Regions from separate parts of the Homo sapiens genome. Here region 2 is linked to region 1. A link is an interaction called in ENCODE POLR2A ChIA-PET data of the cell type or tissue named here. Cell type or tissue: GM12878. All regions are shown on one strand. Links, peaks and the distances in the headings refer to the core of each region. The heading gives the core; the rest is flanking DNA.

Region 1 (9,167 bases), core at 554-8,553:
TACAAAAATTAGCCAGGTATGGTGGCACGTGCCTGTAATCCCAGCTACTCAGGAGGCTGAGGCAGGAGAATCGCTTGAACCCGGGAGGCAGAGGTTGCAGTGAGCCAAGCCAAGATTGTGCCACTGCACTCCAGCCTGGGCGACAGAGCGAGACTCCATCTCACAAAGGAAAAAGGGGAAAAAAAAAGCTCACTGATCGGATTTGTTGATCGCTCCAAGTTTCCCCTGTTTTGGGATATCAGAGTTATTTCTAAGTATTTTACATTTTATATAGCTTTGATAAATGGGACCTTTTAGGCTGGGTGCAGTGTCACATGCCTGTAATCCCAGCACTTTGGGAGGCCAAGGCAGTCACATCACTTGAAGCCAGGAGCTGAAGACCAGCCTGGCCAACATGGCAAACCCTGTGTCTCTACTAAAAATACAAAAATCAGCCAGGCATGGTGGTGTACTCCTGTAATCCCAGCTAGTCGGGTGGCTGAGGCATGAGAATCACTTGAACCCGGGAGGTGGAGGTTGCAGTGAGCCGAGATGGTGCCACTGCACTCCAGCCTGGGCGACAGAGCAAGACTCCATCTCTAAATAAATAAATAAATCAGGCGCAGTGGCTCATGCCTGTAACCCCAGCACGTTGGGAGGCTGAGGCAGGCAGATTGCGTGAGCCCAGGAGTTCAAGACCAGCCTGGGCAACATGGCAAAACCCCATCTCTACAAAAAAATTAGCCAGGTATGGTGGCATGTGCCTGTAGTCCCAGTTACTCAGGAGGCTGAGATGGGAGGATAGCTTGAGCCCAGGAGGTGGAGGTTGCAGTGAGCCAAAATTGCACCACTGCACTCCAGCCTGGGCGACATAGACCCTCTCTCTACAAAATAACAAAATTAAAATAAAATAGGAAATAAAATGGAGGTTTTCTTATTCTTTTTTTTCTTTGAATAGTTCTTCGTTAATGTATAGAAACACTACTGATTTTTATATGTTAACGTTTGTATCCTACAACTTTATTTAGTTCTAACAGGTTTTTGGTGGTGTCTTTAGGGTTTTCTATATATAAGATCAGCCATCTGTAAATAGAGACAGTTTTACTTCTTCATTTCCAATTTGGAGGCCTGTCATTTCTTTTTCTCACCTAATGCTCTGGCTAGGATTTCCATTACTATGTCAAATATAAGTGGTGAGAGTGGGGATCCTTGTCTTGTTCCTGGTGTTAGTGGAAGAGCTTTCAGTATGTTCACTGCGAATTTGTCATGCAAGGTAAATTCCAAGGTACATCAAAGTACATTCCTTCTATACCTAACTTGTTGAGAGTTTTTACCATGAAAGGATGTCAGATTTTCTCAAATGCTTTTCTGCATCTATTGAGATGATCATGTGATTTTTGCCTTTCATTCTCTCTCTCTCTCTTTTTTTTTTTTTTTTTGAGACGGAGTTTTGCTCTTGTTGCCCAGGCTGGAGTACAATGGTGCGATCTCAGCTCACTGCAACCTCTGCCTCCGGGTTCAAGCGATTCTCCTGCCTCAACCTCCCAAGTAGCTGGGATTACAGGCATGTGCCACCACCTGGGCTAATTTTGTATTTTTAATAGAGACAGGGTTTCTCCATGTTGGTCAGGCTGGTCATGAACTCCCGACCTCAGGTGATCCGCCTGCGTCGGCCTCCCAAAGTGCAGGGATTACAGGCGTGAGCCACCGTGCCTGGCCTGCCTTTCTCTTAACGTGTGTATTACATTTACTGATATGCATATGTAGAACCCGGAATGTCAGAAAATGCCAAGTATTTTCCCCATTTAATGGGGAGTGAAACCACAGTGAGACCAAAAGCGCCATGGACTGATGCTGGCCCAGGATCGAGGACTCCTCATTCTGAACATCGACTCAAGATGATCTTCCACTATATTTTTCTCCCTGGTGTTTTCATCTCCCCACCTCCAGCAAGGGACAAGAAACTAATCTCTCTCTTGTCAATCGTATCAGACCAGCAATAAAAGAAGTTCAGTATCTCAGTGTGTGGAGATTACGACTTTGCAATCTAGGAAAACAAAGGAGGCAGGCACAAAGTCTCGAAAGTCACATAGGGTGTTGGCAGAGTAAGCTCACGTTTATATACCAAGTCCCAGGTCACCAAAACTTGAAACTTGAGAGTACTTTGGGAACAAAAGTATCTCTTCATTAAAACAAATAAACATTAACCAAAAAAGTAGACCACAGAACTTTGAATGCAGCTCTGTCTTGATGTACTTAGGTTCTCCAAATGTCTTAACTATTTACAGTGTCAGCTTTAATCTAACCTTGGTTTTTATCTCCAGACTTTGACTTAACTTTGCATATCAAGTCACCTTGAATTTGACCTTTATGTTTATCCATGAATTATTTTGGGGGCATCTACTACGGACATAGCTTTGGTAGGTATCAAAAAGGAATCGTCCACCATGCCCATCCTCCAGAAGTTTGCAATATACTTATGTAGAAATAGATCCATATTTGAAATAACTGAACAAATATAATAAGTAATATTAATAAATGAGTACAGTCAGCCCATCATATCCTTGGGTTCCACATCTGTAGATTCAACCAACTGCAGATCAAAGATATTTGGGAGAAAAAAAACAACAAAAATAGCAATACCAGCTGGGTGCGGTGGCTCACACCTGTAATCCCAGCACTTTTGGAGGCCGAGGTGGGTGGATCACCTGAGGTCAGGAGTTCAAGACCAGTCTGACCAACGTGGTGAAACCCCATCTCTACTAAAAATACAAAAATTAGCCAGGTGTAGTGATGCATACCTGTAATCCCAGCTACTTGGAAGGCCAAGGCAGGAGAATCACTTGAACCGGGGAGGCAGAGGTTGCCGTGAGCCCATTGCACTCCAGCCTGGGCAACAAGGGCGAAGCTCCATCTCAAAAAAACAAAAAACAGTAAAACAGTAACAAAATAACAACAACAACAAAAATCCTTACAAAGAATAAAAAAATTAGCTGGGCTCTGTGACCCATACCTGTAGTCCCAGCTACTTGGGAGGCTGAAGTGGGAGGTTCGCTTGAGTCCACGAGTTCAAGGCGGCAGTGAGCCATGATCTCGCCACTGCACTTCAGCCTGGGTGACAGCGAGACCCTGCCTAAAAAAAAATTCAACAAGGCTTATCATGAAAATCAGTAGTTCTTGGCAACCCCTCTTTCCTTTCTCTCCAAGAGACAACCACCTTCAGTTCTTCCAGATGAATATTTTAGTATTAACTTTCATTTCCATGTGAAATATTTTTATTACCATTTCACAATTGTTCAGTATTAGGCCTTATCAATTGACTATATCTAGTGGTGCAGATTGGGCTGCTCTTTGGTCATCCTTCATCGCAGACACGTGCTTTCAGTCCCTCCATTTGTCCATATAATTGTGTCATTTTGGTTGGATCAATATTAATATTGATATTGCTAAGGATACACAAACGCTATTCATAGCTGAACCAGAACACTTAGTATGACTTCTTTTCCTTCTGACACAACTTTTAGTTTCTCATTGGAGTTAATAATCATGTTTATTTGCATGATTTTCTATGTATCTGTCTCTAGTTAAGCCCAAACTGACCCCATTTGTATATATCCCCTAGTCTCCCATCCGTTTCATCTGAAAGAACTCTCTCCATAAAGGAGGCTGCTGCCCTGTCCTCTTCCTGCCCATTGTCCCTCTGAGGGGAGGAAGTGACTGTAGTGCCTTCTGGCTTCCTGCGTGACTTCTGATTCTTGGTTCCTCCTTTGTCGTCATTTTTCTCTCTCGATGCTTGTAGAATTGTCTTCAGTGTTCTGAAATTTCACAATGCATGTCCTGCTGTTGGCCTATTTCTATTCAGCACCCATTACCCATTGTGCCAGGTGCTCTTGGCCCTTTCAGTCTGGAAACTCATGTCCTTTAGTGTTAGGGAATTTTCTGAAATTAATTTATTTGATAATTTATTTCACTCATACCTTGGTTTCCTATTTCTGGAATTTTTTCATTAGATGTCAGTCCTTTTCTATTTTTCATATTTTTGTCTCTTTTCCATATTTTGTCTTTTTGATCTCCTTTGTGGAAGATTTCCTCAGTTTTTTTCTTTCAACTCCTCTGTCATCTTTTCTTTTCTTTTCTTTTTTGAGATGGAGTCTTCTGCCACCCAGGGAGGAGTGCAGTGGCACGATAGCCCACTGCAACCTCCGCCCCCCAGGTTCAAGCGATTATCCTGCCTCAGCCTCCCAAGTAGCTGGGATTACAGGCACGTGCCACCATGCCTGGCTAATTTTTGTATTGTTTACTAGAGATGGGGTTTTGCCCTGTTGGCCAGGCTGGTCTCGAACTCCTGACCTCAGGTCTCGTCCTCCCAAAGTGCTGGATTACAGGCATGAGCCACTGTGCAGCCCTCTGTTATACTTTCCACTACTGTTTTTTGTTTTTGTTTTTCCTTTTTTAAGACAGAGTCTCACTCTGTTGCCCAGGCTGGAGTGCAGTGGGGCGATCTCAGCTCATTGCAGCCTTTGCCTCACAGGCTTAAGCAATTCTCCTGCCTAAGCCTCCCAAGTAGCTGGGATTACAAGCCTGTGCCACCACACCCAGATAATTTTTGTATTTTTAGTGGAGACGGGGTTTTGCCATGTTGATCAGGCTGGTCTCAAACTACTGGCCTCAAAGTGATCTTCCCACCACGGCCTCCCAAAGTGCTGGGATTACAGGCATGAGCCACTATACCCAGCCTTCTACTCTTCTGTTACTATTTTTTTCTTTTCTTTTTTTTTTTGGAACAGATTCTCGCTCTGTTGCCCAAGCTGGAATGCAGTGGGGTGATCTTGGCTCACTGCAACCCCCGCCTCCCAGGTTCAAGCGATTCTCCTGCCTCAGTCTCCCTAATAGCTGGGACTATAGGTGCGTGCCACCACGCCCGGCTAATTTTTTTGTATTTTTAGTAGAGACAGGGTTTCACCGTGTTAGCCAGGATGGTCTTGATCTTCTGACCTCGTGATCTGCCTGCTTCGGCCCTGCAAAGTGCTGGGATTGCAGGCGTGAGCCACCACACCCAGCTCTGTTACTTGCTATCATGGTTTTAATGTCCAAGGACCCTTTTTCACATTTTACAGCAATCAGTTTTTATTTCGTGACCATAACATTTTTATCTCAGTATATTATCAACATAAAATAGTCACTTATCAGCACAGCAGTCAGAGTGATCCCTTTAAAATCTATTATACTAAGTTCCCACCCACACTCAGATGAACTTGATGTCATTTAACAGTATCATTCCACCTGCTGCTTAGACTGCCTATCACCGTTGCCTCCTCTACAGTTATTAAACCTGGTTCTGGGTTGGGCATGGTGGCTCACGCCTGTAATATCAGCACTTTGGGAGGCTGAGGTGGGAGGATCTCTTGAGCTCAGGAGTTTGAAACCAGCCTGGGTAACATAGTGAGACCCCATCTACAAAAAAATTTTTTTTAATTAAGCCAGGCATGGTGGCATGTGCCAGTGGTCCCAGATACTCAGGGAGCTAAGATGGGAGGATCCTTGAGCCCAGGAGGTGGAGACTGCAGTCAGCTGTGATCATGCTACCGCACTCTAGCCAGGTGAGTGCAGTAGGCTCATGCCTATAATCCCAGCACTTTGGGAGGCTGAGGCAGGAGGATTAAAAAAACCACCTGATTGCTTCCCCATTGCCCACCCTTCTGCTGACCTAGCTGAGTTAGGAGACACGAACACAGCTTCATTTTTCAAATCTCTGTCTCCCGTGGAAAATGCTGGCTTTTTTTCCCTTTTAAGGGAGGTTGGTTTGAATTAATTGTGTTTGAAACCTTTTTTTTTTTTTTTTTTTTGAGACAGAGTCTCCCTCCGTTGCCCAGGCTGGAGTACAGTGGCACGACCTCGGCTCACTGCAAGCTCTGCCTCCCGGGTTCAAGCAATTCTCCTGTGTCAGCCTCCAGAGTAGCTGGGATTACAGGCATGCGCCACCACGCCAGGCTAGTTTTTGTATTTTTAGTAGAGATGGGGTTTCACCATGTTGGCCAGGCTGGTTTCAAACTCCTGACCTCAGGCAATCCGCCCACCTTGGCCTCCCAAAGTGCTGGGATTACAGGCGTGAGCCACCATGCTTGGCCTTGAAACTTTTTTTTTTTTTTTTAGGTATATCCTGGCTGGGTGTGGTGGCTCATGCCCGTAATCCCAGCACTTTGGGAGGCCACCGCGGGCAGATCACTTGAGGCCAGGAGTTTGAGACTCACCTGGCCAACATGTTGAAACCCCATCTCTACTACAAATATAAAAATTAGCCAGGCGTGGTGGTACACGCCTGTAATCCCAGCTACTCCACCGAATGCCTCTTCTCATCTTTACCCAAAGGAGCTTGTTTTTCTCTGGTGTCAGGAGTTGTGATATGGATTTCCTATTCTAATCTTCTAGTCCCAGGAAAAAAAAAAAAAAAAAAAAAAGCCATACTTTCTTTGGCCTATTTACCAGATTTAGGTGATAAGCTGAGAGTGAAGAGAAGGGCTGGACCCCCAGCTAGGGTAGGGGACAGGAAGCCAGGCTCTACCCAGGCCAGGGGAGAGGAGGTAGAGGTTGTAGATTGTACCACTGCATTCCAGCCTGTGAGACAGAATGAGACTCTGTCTCAAAAAAAAAAATATGTCCTCTTACTCCTTCCTTACTCCCATCCCCTACCTTAGCTGGGGGACCAGCCCTTCTCTTCACTCTCAGCTCATCATCTAAATCTGGAAAGCACCTGGAGTGTACAAAGCCTGGCAAAGACCTAGCAATGATCAGGTCCCAAAGTTTAAAACCCTGTGAGTAATTGATACTTTGGAGTGAAGGCTGGAAAGGAAGGTTGTTGTCTAGGAGGGAAACAGCTACATGTTGAAATCTGGACACAGCTGAGGCCGTGATGGTGTCTCTGTCTTCTAGGGTCAGTCTTGGGTTTTCCTGTCATCTTCCAGACTTTGAAAAATAATTGTTGGCCGGCCATGGCGGCTCATGCCTATAATCCCAGCACTTTGTGAGGCTGAGGCAGGAGGATTGCTTGCATCTGTGAGTTCGAGACCAGCCTGGGCAAAATAGCAAGACCTCATCTCTACAAAAAAATCAAAAATTAGCTGAGCATGGTGGTGCATGCCTGAAGTCCCAGCGACTTGGAAGGCTGAGGCGGGATGATTGCTTGAGCCTGGGAGGTCGAGGCTCCAATGAGCCATGGTCACACCACTGCACTCAGCCTGGGGGACAGAGTGGGACTCTGTGTCAAAAAAATAACTAAACAAATAAGAAATTAGCCAGGCGTGGCAGTGTGCATCTGTAGTCCCAGCTACTTGGGAGGCTGAGGTGGGAGGATTGCTTGAGGCTAGAAGGTTGAGGCTACAGTGAGTTGTGATTGTGCCACTGTACTCCACTCTGAGCAACAGAGCAAGACCCTACCTCAAAAAAAAAAAGATAAAAAGATAAATAATTGTTTATTTAAATATGGAATTATAGTAAGCAAAATATTAAAGACTCCATATTAACAATCTGTCATTGTATTCTTCCAGAAAAAAAAGCATATATAAAAATATATACAGATACTTTTTTTTCTTTTTCTTCTTTTTTTTTTTTTTTTTTTTGAGACAGAGTCTGGCTCTGTTGCCCAGGCTGGAGTGCAGTGGCGTGATCTCGTCTTACTGCAAGCTGCGCCTCCCGGGTTCATGCCATCCTCCAGCCTTAGCCTCCCAAGCAGCTGGGACTACAGGCGCACGCCACCACGCCTGGCTAATTTTTTGTATTTTTAGTAGAGATGGGGCTTCACCATGTTGGCCAGGCTGGTTTTGAACTCCTGACCTCAAGTGATCCACCCGCCTCAGCCTCCCAAAGTGCTGGGATTACAGGCGTGAGCCACCGTGGCTGGCCAATACTTTTTTTTTTTTTTTTTTTTAATAGAAATGAGGTCTCACTATGTTGCCCAGGCTGGTCTCAAACTCCTGCTCAAGTGATCCTCCCACCTTGGCCTCCCAAAGTGCTGGGATTACAGGCACGAGCCACCGCACCCAGCTGCATATTAAAACCCTTTTCATTGTGAACTATAATACATACATGGAAAAGCACATGAACCTAAATGTATAGCTTAAATTATAAAAGTGGAAGTTCAAGGATGTACTACCCAAGTCAAGAAGCATGACGTGGGCATCTGGACTGATGGAGCAGCCTGTGAGAGGAGCACCTGTGAGAGGTGACACGGCAGGTATGGCCTGACAACCACCTGCTTTCTTATGGCTAAGAGGTTGTAACACGAGGGGCCTTGGGAGAGGATGCAGGCAGGTGAGATATTGGAGAGTCCTTTATGTCATGGAAAAGAGCCTGGCCTCCCGTCCCCTACCCTAGCTGGGGGTCCAGCCCTTCTCTTCACTCTCAGCTCATCATCTAAATCTGGTAAATAAGCCCAAATAAAGTATGGCTTTTTTTTGTCTGGGACTACAAGATTAGAACAGGAAACCCATATCACAACTCCTGACACCAGAGAAAAACAGGCTCCTTTGGGTAAAGATGTAAAGAGGAACTTGGCTCATGAAAAGATTCAGGAAGCCAGGCGCAGTGGCTCACTGTAATCTCAGCACTTTGGGAGGCCGAGGCGAGCAGGTCACTTGAGGTGAGAAGTTTGAGACCAGCCTGGCCACCATGGTGAAACCCTGTCTCTACTAAACATACAAAAATTAGCAGGGCATGGTGGCGCATGCCTGTAATTCCAGCTACTCAGAAGGCTGAGGCATGAGAATTATTTGAATCCAGGAGGCAGAGGTTGCAGTGAGCTGAGATTGTGCCACTGCACTCCAGCCTGGGTGACAGAGTGAGACTCTGTCTCAAAAAAAAAGAAAAAAAGAAAAACAAAAAAAGATTCAGGAGCATGAAAAAAAAAATGGAACAGGAGAATTGGAGGAGAGTTGCTACCTGCAACAGGAGAAACTTGTACAAAAAGAAGGTTTGTACCTACGGTGAGATCAGAGAGGATGTTGTAGGTGGCAATCTGGAGTCCAAGAATACAGCCTTCAGATGAAATTCTGGATTCAGGGATAAACTTTCAGGTAACAGGATATTAGGTACAACCTTGTGTGTGAGTTAAAAAATGGAAATGAAGTGGACTTTTTAAAAATAAATGAAATGGACTATTTTAAAAATAAAATATAAATTACTAAAATTGACTC
Region 2 (9,167 bases), core at 854-8,853, 190 kb after region 1:
ATTGTTGACATCACAGCAGGAGGAAGAAAAGAACAGGTAGAATGGATTACCAGGGAAAAGAAAGAAGATGTTCAGGGCACAAGCAAGAGCAGTGACATAAAGGAAGGGAAAGGAAATAGAGTTATAGAAAGAAGGAAGAATAGAGAAAGGAGAAAAGTTGAAGAATAGAGAAAAGAGAAATTAATTTTCATCTCCCATTCCTGGCCTAGTTAACCCACCCACAATCATGGTAACCTCTGCCATGAAACAGGAGCTACCCGGAAAAGTGCCATGTTGGCCAGGACCTAAATGGTAGGTTTTCAGTCTTATTTTTTAAAGGAAGGGAAACTTGCCATGGTAGCAGCAGCTTTGTCTGCTGCAGCTTCCAGTGGGAGGGGAGGGCAGCCGGGCTCAGGGACAAGGTGGGTGGTGACATAGCTGATGGAGGCCTCCGGCGTCTTTGATACTTCCCTCCTCTGTCTTCAGCACCCTTTTCCCTTTCATAGGATGAACGCGGGACGTTTTGGAGAAAGGGGACAACGTGGGGAGGGTCTTTTCTTAAATGCACACTCCTGGACTGAATATGCTTTGGTTTTAACTTGGACTCTGTTCTGAGGTCGGACTTAGCATTTTTCCCTTCTCAAGTTTGTGTGGTCAGTTCAACCTAAGGTATCTCAGGTGCCGAGAAAATCCATCTCATTGTCCAGAGAGGTTGATTCACCCTGGGGTGGGGCTGCCAACAGCTGGGTACTTTGGTTGAGTTTCCAGTTGCCCCGCCCTTCCCTCACCCCGTTTCAGGTATCACAGCCCATGGTAACCCCGACTGGCAGGTGTCTGTTGAGTAGGGGAGGAGTCAGAGCAAAAGGAGCTGAGTGGCCTCGGCAACTAGTCTACCTTGGGCTGAGCATTCTGAACCAGATTCAGGAAGGACACTTTTTGGAATGTTTATCTTATAAATGTTCCCAGCAGTCTTCCCTGGTCAGATAGGAGTGGGAAACCCTGCCTGCATCATGCCCTTCCTGACGATTCAGAGTACATAAAGTTGTGAGCAGCCCTGAGACATCCTGAACAGGAGTATTTCACCCCAGGAAACTCCTTTACAGTCGGGCTTCATGGGCTGCATGTGGCATGTTTGGCTAACGTGGGCAGGAATGGGAAGCTGCTGGAAGAAAAGTAGGAAGTTTGCAGAACAGAAATAAGAACTGGTCAACAGGGGAAGGGAGGGAAGTGAGTCGTGAGTGCTGGGACTATCCTACCAGGGCTACAGGTGTGGCGGGGGGTTGGGGGGACTCCCAAAGGAAAGTGGGATGGGGTTCTTTCTGGAAGATTCCCATGGCTACTGTACGCCCTTAACCCTGCCCTGACTGGAACAGACGAATTCTTTGTTTTCGAAAACAATGCCAGCTCACAGAAAAAGACAGAAAACACTCCATGCGTATGTAACTTATGAAGCTTATGTAACTTTAATCCCCAGACATGAAAGAACTTTTTTAAAGAAATAGACTAATTAACCTAGAAATGTAGATGCAAAATTCTGTATAAAATATTAGCAAATCAAATCCCAGAAGAAAAATACAGTATGACTAACTAGGGTTTGTTTCAAGCATGCAAGAATAGTTCAGCACATCACAATTCATGATAACAGATTAGAGGAGAAAGGCCTTATGGTTTTAGCAATTTATGCCAGAAAAGCATTTTGGGGAAGAAACCCAAATATTTCTAATAAGAATTACATAAGTAAAATATCACCAGTGCTGATATTGACTGTTTCCTTTGTGAGGCATGGATTCATCCAAGTAATAAGTAATAATGACAGTGAATAGTAAGACAATAAAATGTAATGAAAAGGAGAAATGCAGCTGGGCGTGGTGGCTCACGCCTGTAATCCCAGCACTTTGGAGAGGGAGAGGCAGGCGGATCGCTTGAGCCCAGGTGTTTGACACCAGCTTTGCCAACACGGTGAAAACCCATCGCTACAAAAAATACAAAAATAAGCTGGGCGTGGTGGTGCGCCCCTGTAATCCCAGCTATTTGGGAGGTTGAAGCAGGAGAATTGCTTGAGCCTGGGAGGTGGAGGTCACAGTGAGCCAAGATCGCACCATTGCACTCCGTCGAGGGCAATGGGAGTGAAACTGTCTTAACAACAAAGGAGAAATACTGAAAAAGAAGGAAAAAAGTATGGCTTGGTCGAAAAACCAAGGAGATTCTTTATGTGGGCTATTTTTTAACGACAATAAGAGAGAAGAATTAGGATGAAATCAAGAATAAATGAGGAAGGGTTTACTGTTTCTCCTCTGACCCTTTTCCTGCCCACAGCACTACCTGACATGCTTCAGCGGCACGATCGCAGTGCCCTTCCTGTTGGCCGATGCCATGTGTGTGGGGTACGACCAGTGGGCCACCAGCCAGCTCATTGGGACCATTTTCTTCTGTGTGGGAATCACTACTTTGCTACAGACAACGTTTGGATGCAGGTGAGATTGGGGTACTAATGGGGGATGCCAAAGCCCCCAGAAGGCATTGAGCGCAGAAGGCATTGAGCTGCGCCGTTTGCCTAGGGCTGTTGGCAAGGACAGAATGGAGGCACGGGAATGTCCTAGTGGCCGTTGGTCCCCACCCCTCAGTGTTCCTCCCAGTCATTTCCTCTCTTGGTGAATGGCACCACCGCCACCTTCCCCTACCCAGTTGTCCAAGCTGGAAACTCAGCCTCACTCTCCTTCCCCTGCCCCCTTGGCAAGTCATGCTCGCTCCCCAGCACCCCTCTGTGCCCCTATTCCTTACGTTCAGACCAGAGTGTCCCACCAGGCTCCCCGTTGGCTTCCCTGCCTCCAGGGCACTGCTCTTGGACTCACTTTGTGCCCCACACCCAGTGCCATCTTTCTACTTCCACACCCTCCTCAGGGTGAGCCACACTGCAGCTCTCCTCCCTTTTTACACACCAGGCTGCACCCAGCATTTAGGCTTGCCCTTGCTCTCTGCCCCACTTCCATCTCCAGCCATGCCTCTGAGCCCTGTCTCCTGCCTTCCCTGGCCTCACTCCCAAGGGCCCGCTGTCTACCTTCTTGTGTGTCTTCCCTCAACCCGCCTGGCACACAACAGCTCATCCTCCAGGCCCAGCTTGTCCTGCCCTCCCGACTCTGTGGAGCCCTTCATTGTTCTCTGAATTCCCACCTTGTTTTCATCCTTCCAGTGTGGCCTTTATTCCAGTTTGTCCTTTTTGTTTCTATGTCTTTTTCCCACGGTGCTTCCTCCTTGATGCCAGGGCTTTGGCTTGTTCACTTCTGCATTTCCAGCCACCAGCTTAAATGGACGTGGAGCTGGCACAGGAAGGAAGAGAAACATCCTTATCTACCTTCCTACCTCCTCCTGCAAGCTTGTCTTTTCCTCTCCTTTCCTGCTCCTCTCCCCTCTTCGCAGTGCAGCCTCTTGCTTTACCCCAGGGCACTGCTCAGGAAGTGGAGCCTGCTCTGGCAGGACTGTCCTAAGTTCACGGCCAGCTGTCTCTTGCTCTGTCAGAGACAGGCTGAGTAAGGCCTGGCCCTCCCTGCGGTGGGAGGTGGGTGTGAGCTGAAGTCAGGGACTGCATTCTGATGAGTCAGAATCCTTCGGGACCTCAGGGTTGCCCTAACGCGGCACGGGGATAGGGGAGCCTTGGAGGGCGGTGAGCCATGTGCAGGTGTTCTGGTTGCCAGGATAGGCCACACCCTGGGAGGGTAGGCTGCAGGTCTGCTGATGGAAAGAAGCTATGTGGACTAAAGGCTTTGGGGCTGGCAAGCTCTGATGGTTCCCAGATCCCAGCCCTTGCTAGTCTGCCCACAACCACCAAGCTGGGCTGAAGGGAGGAGGGTCTCCTCAAACCCCCCAGGGGGCAGGGCAGGGATATCACTGACCGACTAGGGGAAGGAGATGTGGTCTGGGCCTTCCAAGAAGGGCTCAACCTGACTAGCACCCTCTTTCATTCTTTGGGTACAGTGTTCAGGGCTCTGTGCTTCAAGTCCAGAGTGCACGGCAGAGCTTTTTTTGGCTCACTCAGGATCCTTACCTTGCCCATGGAGCACTGGTTCTCTGGGGAGATGTTCTTTTTCTAAACCGCTGACTTATCCGTGGATTTGTAGGCATAATCCCTCTGTGAATTTGGTCAGTGTCTCTAGCTGAGCATTATTGGTTGACCTGAATAGGGGATGAAAGCTGTGTTTATTGCAGTGAAGTGTGTACCGTGTGCAGCTCTGCCCCAGCTCATGCCAAGGAGGCCAGGCCTGGCCAGCAGCTGAGCCTGATGGGCAAAGTTGCTAATGGGACACAGAAGGGAGGGCCTGGGGGAACTTGGGGTAAATACTTTTGGTCACAGAGGGCATCATCTTGCCCACTGTTGGGGCACAAGACCTAAACAGAACTACCTGGGTCAGCGTGGTTCACCTCCCTGCTGGCCTGGGAAGCAGTTTGAGCGGAGTAAGAACAGGAGAGGGATTTGACACCCTACTGGGATGGCTCAGGGACCCAAAATGCAGAGCTGTGGCCTGGAGGAGGGTGCGTGTCTGTGCGCCCCATGCCCACAAGGCTGGGTGAAAGCAGCCTTTCTTGCTGTGTTTGTGAGGAGTCAGAGTGAGTCCCCCATGACCTTTGGCTGTGCAAGGAATGGCAGCCCCACCCCTGCTTCCATCCTCCCCACAGTGTGGCCATTTGCTTAGTCATAAATCAGGTGGTGCTGACTCTAATCACGTCAGCAACTGTGTGCTGCTGGGCAGGTGCAGGTGTGCTGGGGACTTTGGTGGGGTGTTGGGCTTGTGATAGGGGTTTTCTATGGTTGTCGGGGTGTGGGTGGTGCCCGTTCTCTTAACCTGGGCAAAGAGAAAGAGTACTGGCTCAGCCCTGCAGATATTCAGTGACTGGTCTATGTGGCAGGTGCGGGGCCTGGCCATTGTGGGGCGCAATGGTGACATCGAAGCACATGGCTTGCAGCACGAAGGGCAGCGCCATCAGGGAGACACAGTGCATCCTCCAGGGGACTTGGTGGGAGCCCTGGAGGAGGTGGTGTTTGAGACAGGCCCTGCAGGCTCCAAGGGCTCTGCCCAGGAGGGCTGAGGGAGCAGCTTCCATCCCAGCAGGGGCAGGAGCAAAGGCAGGAAGTCACAGCCTGGCATGATCCCCCTGCCCAGGCACACAGAGGCCAGAGCTTGGGACTTATCAACAGGCACAGGGAGCATTCAATGGCTTTGTTAGCAGGGGACTCGCCCCCGGGGCTGTGCCTTGAAGGACGTTACTTGGTTACTTAGTATAGGGGGTGAGGACCATCCCAGGGGATCAGTGACATCCATGAGAAAGGTGATGGGGGCCTAGGCAAGCCTCAGGGGTGTGGGATAGGAAGGTGACTGTGCTAGGACTGAACTCATTCCCCAGTCTCACTCTTTCTCGTCCTGGGGGTCCCTTCCTGCTTTGAATCCTTAGCTGGAAAGAGAAGCAGCACGGAATGGAATGTGCTTCATGTGTCCTGATTAAAGAATCTTTCCAGTGGAGCGGCTTAGAGAGAGCCTTTGGGATGGGGGAGGGGAGCGCCCCTGCCAGCACCTTGTGGGCAGTCTGGGCCTCCCAGGCTGAGGGGGGCTTTTGCTGTGAATCTGAGCCTGCAGTGCTGTGTGTTGCCTGCACCCCTTGCTTCCTCTCCGACCAGCAGGTGGGCAGTGAGCTGGGGCTCCGGTGGGGGCTCCTGCTCCGCACGGCCTCAGACCCTGTCTGCAGACCTTCTTCCGTGTGGGTCCTTAGCACACTTGGGGGCCTGCTGTGCAGGGGGCTGCGTGTCTGAGGCAGCGAAGGGGCACTGAGGCAACGAGAGAGGCCGCTGGTTCCCCCCTTGACTGGCCAGTCACCGTGGGGGGCACGTTTGCTGCACCCCATGTTCGTGTGTCTCCTCTTCTCTCATCCCCCCCACGTCTCTCCACCCTCCATCCCTTCCTGTTGGGATGCAGACTCCTCCACCCTTCCTGTTCCCATCTTTGCGCTAGGCCAGACGAGGCCAGGCTACCTTGTCAGCCGCACCACCTCTCACAGCCTTGCCTCAGGTTTCCTGTGGGGTTAGTGAGGGAAGAGCAGAAATCCCCAAATGGCCAACTCCTCCGTGAGCATATGCGCTGTTCCCATCCAGCAGAGCAAGGTTGGCAGCCAGACCTCAGTAGGGTGAGGCCCCCTCTGGTACTTGGACACCCAGATCTCACTCAGGACAGCATCTGTTCTAGGGGTGCTCACCAAGATCAATACTGCCAGAGCTGGACGCATGGCCATTGCAAGTGAAAGTCAGATTTTGGGATACTTTTATGGAATTCTAACCCCTTGGGTATCAAACCTACATTTCTGAGGATAGAGATATGTTTACAGCATGTGGCATTATGACCTTGGACAAGTGACCCCTCGAGCCCCGTTTCCTTTGTGAAAATGAAAGAAGGCTTCTCCCTCAGGTGTCCTGGGAATGATATATTTCGCCTAATTTTAATGAATCTATTGTGTTTTTGTAGATTATTATGTTTCCTAAAATACTTTTTGGGAGTTTTTGCATATGAAAATGTGAACTCATATTTTAGACTTTTAGTTCTGCTAGTTGCTTAGATAGATCCATCATAGGCTGTGAATTATCATTTCTTTTAGACTTCTGTGTTTATTTTCTGCAGTTGGGGTAGAGAGACTGTGAGCAGGGAGCAAGGTGGAGAGGAAAGGCAGATGCAGCCGGGCGTGCAGGCCTGACTCCCAGCAGCACTGCCGGAAGGATGGCAGATGGCCTCTGTGGGCTTTTTTGGGTTGTGTTTTTGCTTTGGAGAAGCTCACCACTCATTTCCTTAGGCTTAGGGCAGCAGAAGGAAAAGTTTTTCGTGTCCAGCTTTCGTGATTTCTAAGACACAGTGTCAGACTTCTCCAGCTCCGAAGTGGTTCCCCTGTTGTGTTTCGGTTCTGTATCCTGCATTGTGCATTTGACTGCCTCTTGCTGAGTACCCAGTATTTCTGTCACGCTGGATGTTGTGGGTGAAGGGAGCCTGAGGACAAACCATGGCCTGTGCCCTTGAGGGGTGGGCCCTCTATTGTGCAGAAGTGTCTAGATTACAGGAAGGAACAAGGTGCTGTGGTCAAGTCGTCCCCCTCATTTCACATGGGCTCTTGATCTGAGTGGAATGCTATCCTGGAAACCTGTTTCATTCTATAAAAATGATCAGAGTTGATGGGAAACCCATGAAGGTGAAACAGATGTGTGTCTTTGCAGAAGACACAGTGAAACAGATGTGTGTCTTTGCAGAAGACACAGTGAAACAGATGTGTGTCTTTGCAGACGAAAGGGAGGGCCTGGGGGAACTTGGGGTAAATACTTTTGGTCACAGAGGGCATCACCTTGCCCACTGTTGTGTCACAAGACCTAAATAGAACTACCCAGGTCAGCAGGCAGCATGGTTCCCCTCCCTGCTGGCTTGGGAAGCAGTTTGAGCAGAGTAAGAACAGGAGGCCGATTGTAGATGCCACAGCATGGGGGTACATTTCCCAAGGCTGACTGGCTGAGACCACGTGAAGCATGTCTGAGTTGTGCAGGCTGCAGACCCTTCTTCCTTCACTGCACATCTCTCCCCTGGCATGAAAGTTTTCCTTTTCTTCCAGGGGCCGTTGTCTTTTTGCATTGGAGGTTGTGGGCCTTAGCCCCAGTTGTTGAGGACTTTAGGAGGCTTTGGTGCTTTCCAAGCCTTTGCTTAGGGAAAGGCAGCTTCCTCACGGCCCTTCCTCATGGCATTCCCTCTCCCTCTCCCTCTTCCTCCCTACCTTTTCCTCCTCCCTCCTCTCCTTTGACCTTGATCCCCTGAGCTTTGTGTCAAGGAGGTCTTCATTACCGAGTTTTCCCCTGAGCGAGGTTTCAACAGTTCTCATTCTGGTTGGTCTGTGATGTCAATTCCAGCTAACCCTTGTTCCGGGAATTAGTACAAAGCCTTTAAAATCCAGAGAAATCAGGTCAGGGTTTTGAGAGTCCCCTAGCCAGCCTGCAGCCGTCATTCTTTTGTGGCACCTCTGAGCTTCCCAGAGTTCCCACCCCTGACCCTTGGTGTCTCTAGGGCCCTCCAAGACCCTGCCCCGCCGTCACCACACTGACTTTCCCGCAGGCTGGTGGGAGGAGAGTCTTACGGCATCTGTGGGGCCACCCTCAGCCTTTCACTCCAGGCCCCTCTTAGAAGCATCACTCTGACCTCTCCAGCAAAATGAAAGGTAGGATGCCCCCTCTGAGAGAGCCCTCCTGGCCGTTCTCAGGCCTGCTGTAGGCACACAGCATGTTCATGTGCTGAGAAAAGGTAGGGTTTGGCCAAGAGAGTCATTGTAGCTGGTTTAGGAACCTGGCCTCTAACCAGATTGTCTGCCCTAAGGAGAGAGAGTTCCTCTGTCTTCTATCCTGTCAGGTTCCTGGGGCCCGTAATGGAACCTTGTCCATGATATGTGCTCATTGAGTACAAGGGGTGGCTCCAGGAGACTTGAAGGTCTTAAATCTGGGGACTTCGAACTCATGATTGTTTATAAAACTTAGAAGCATGGAGGGATGCGGTGATCAGATTGGGGCAAGGGAGAGACCCCACTTCTCTTTCTGTATATGTATGTTGGGGTACAAGTGTAATTTTTTTGATTTTTGAGCCACTTGAAAGTAAAGTTGCAGGCTGAGCAAGGCGGTTCAGGGCTGTAATCCCAGCACTTTGGGAGTCTGAGGCGGGAGGATTGCTTAAGCCCAGGAGTTTGAGACCAGCCTGGACAACATAGTGAGACCTTGTCTCTACAAATAATAAAAATAATTAGCTGGGTGTGGTGGCGTGCACCTGTGGTCCCAGCTACTTGAGAGGCTGAAGTGGGAGGGTCGCTTGAGCCCAGGAGATGAGGCTTCACTGAGCCATGATCACGCCACTGCATTCCAGCCTGGGAGACAGAGCGAGATCCTGTCTAAAAAAAAAAAAAGTAAAGTTGCAGATAGCATGATGGCTCACCCCTACATACTCTCCTAGCAATGACGGTGTCTCTTGTGTATCACAGGAGACCATTTGTCACACCTAAGAACATTAACAATCATTCTGTTTCATCATCTCATATGCAGTTCGTATTTAACTTCCCAGTTGTTCCTAAAATACCTTTCCCCATTATTCCCTCTCTAAACCAGTCTCCTTCGTGTGGTGCATTTGTTTGTTGTG

What was found. Peaks named below come from ENCODE experiments on the same cell type or tissue, not always from the same donor. Only the 100,000 strongest peaks of a DNase experiment are listed, where the experiment ranks them.
Region 2: POLR2A ChIA-PET joins it to region 1 with 5 read pairs; 2 of 35 experiments call an interaction of 5 or more read pairs at or near these places.

The regions. Positions count from the first base shown.
Region 1 is chr20:5,084,967-5,094,133 of GRCh38, reverse strand. It overlaps a transcript of TMEM230 not described here. Among named protein-coding and RNA genes, the nearest start is that of TMEM230, 24 kb to the left of the region's middle. RefSeq lists enhancers at 3,783-3,832, 3,843-3,902. In GM12878, for the core only: no CTCF peak of the experiment used is centred there; a DNase peak (open chromatin) is centred at 3,744.
Region 2 is chr20:4,892,841-4,902,007 of GRCh38, reverse strand. SLC23A2 (solute carrier family 23 member 2) reads left to right here. Exons shown (of 17, transcript NM_005116.6): 6 at 2,296-2,453. Among named protein-coding and RNA genes, the nearest start is that of RASSF2, 74 kb to the right of the region's middle. RefSeq lists enhancers at 4,718-5,239, 7,467-7,967. In GM12878, for the core only: a CTCF peak has its summit at 4,899; no DNase peak of the experiment used is centred there.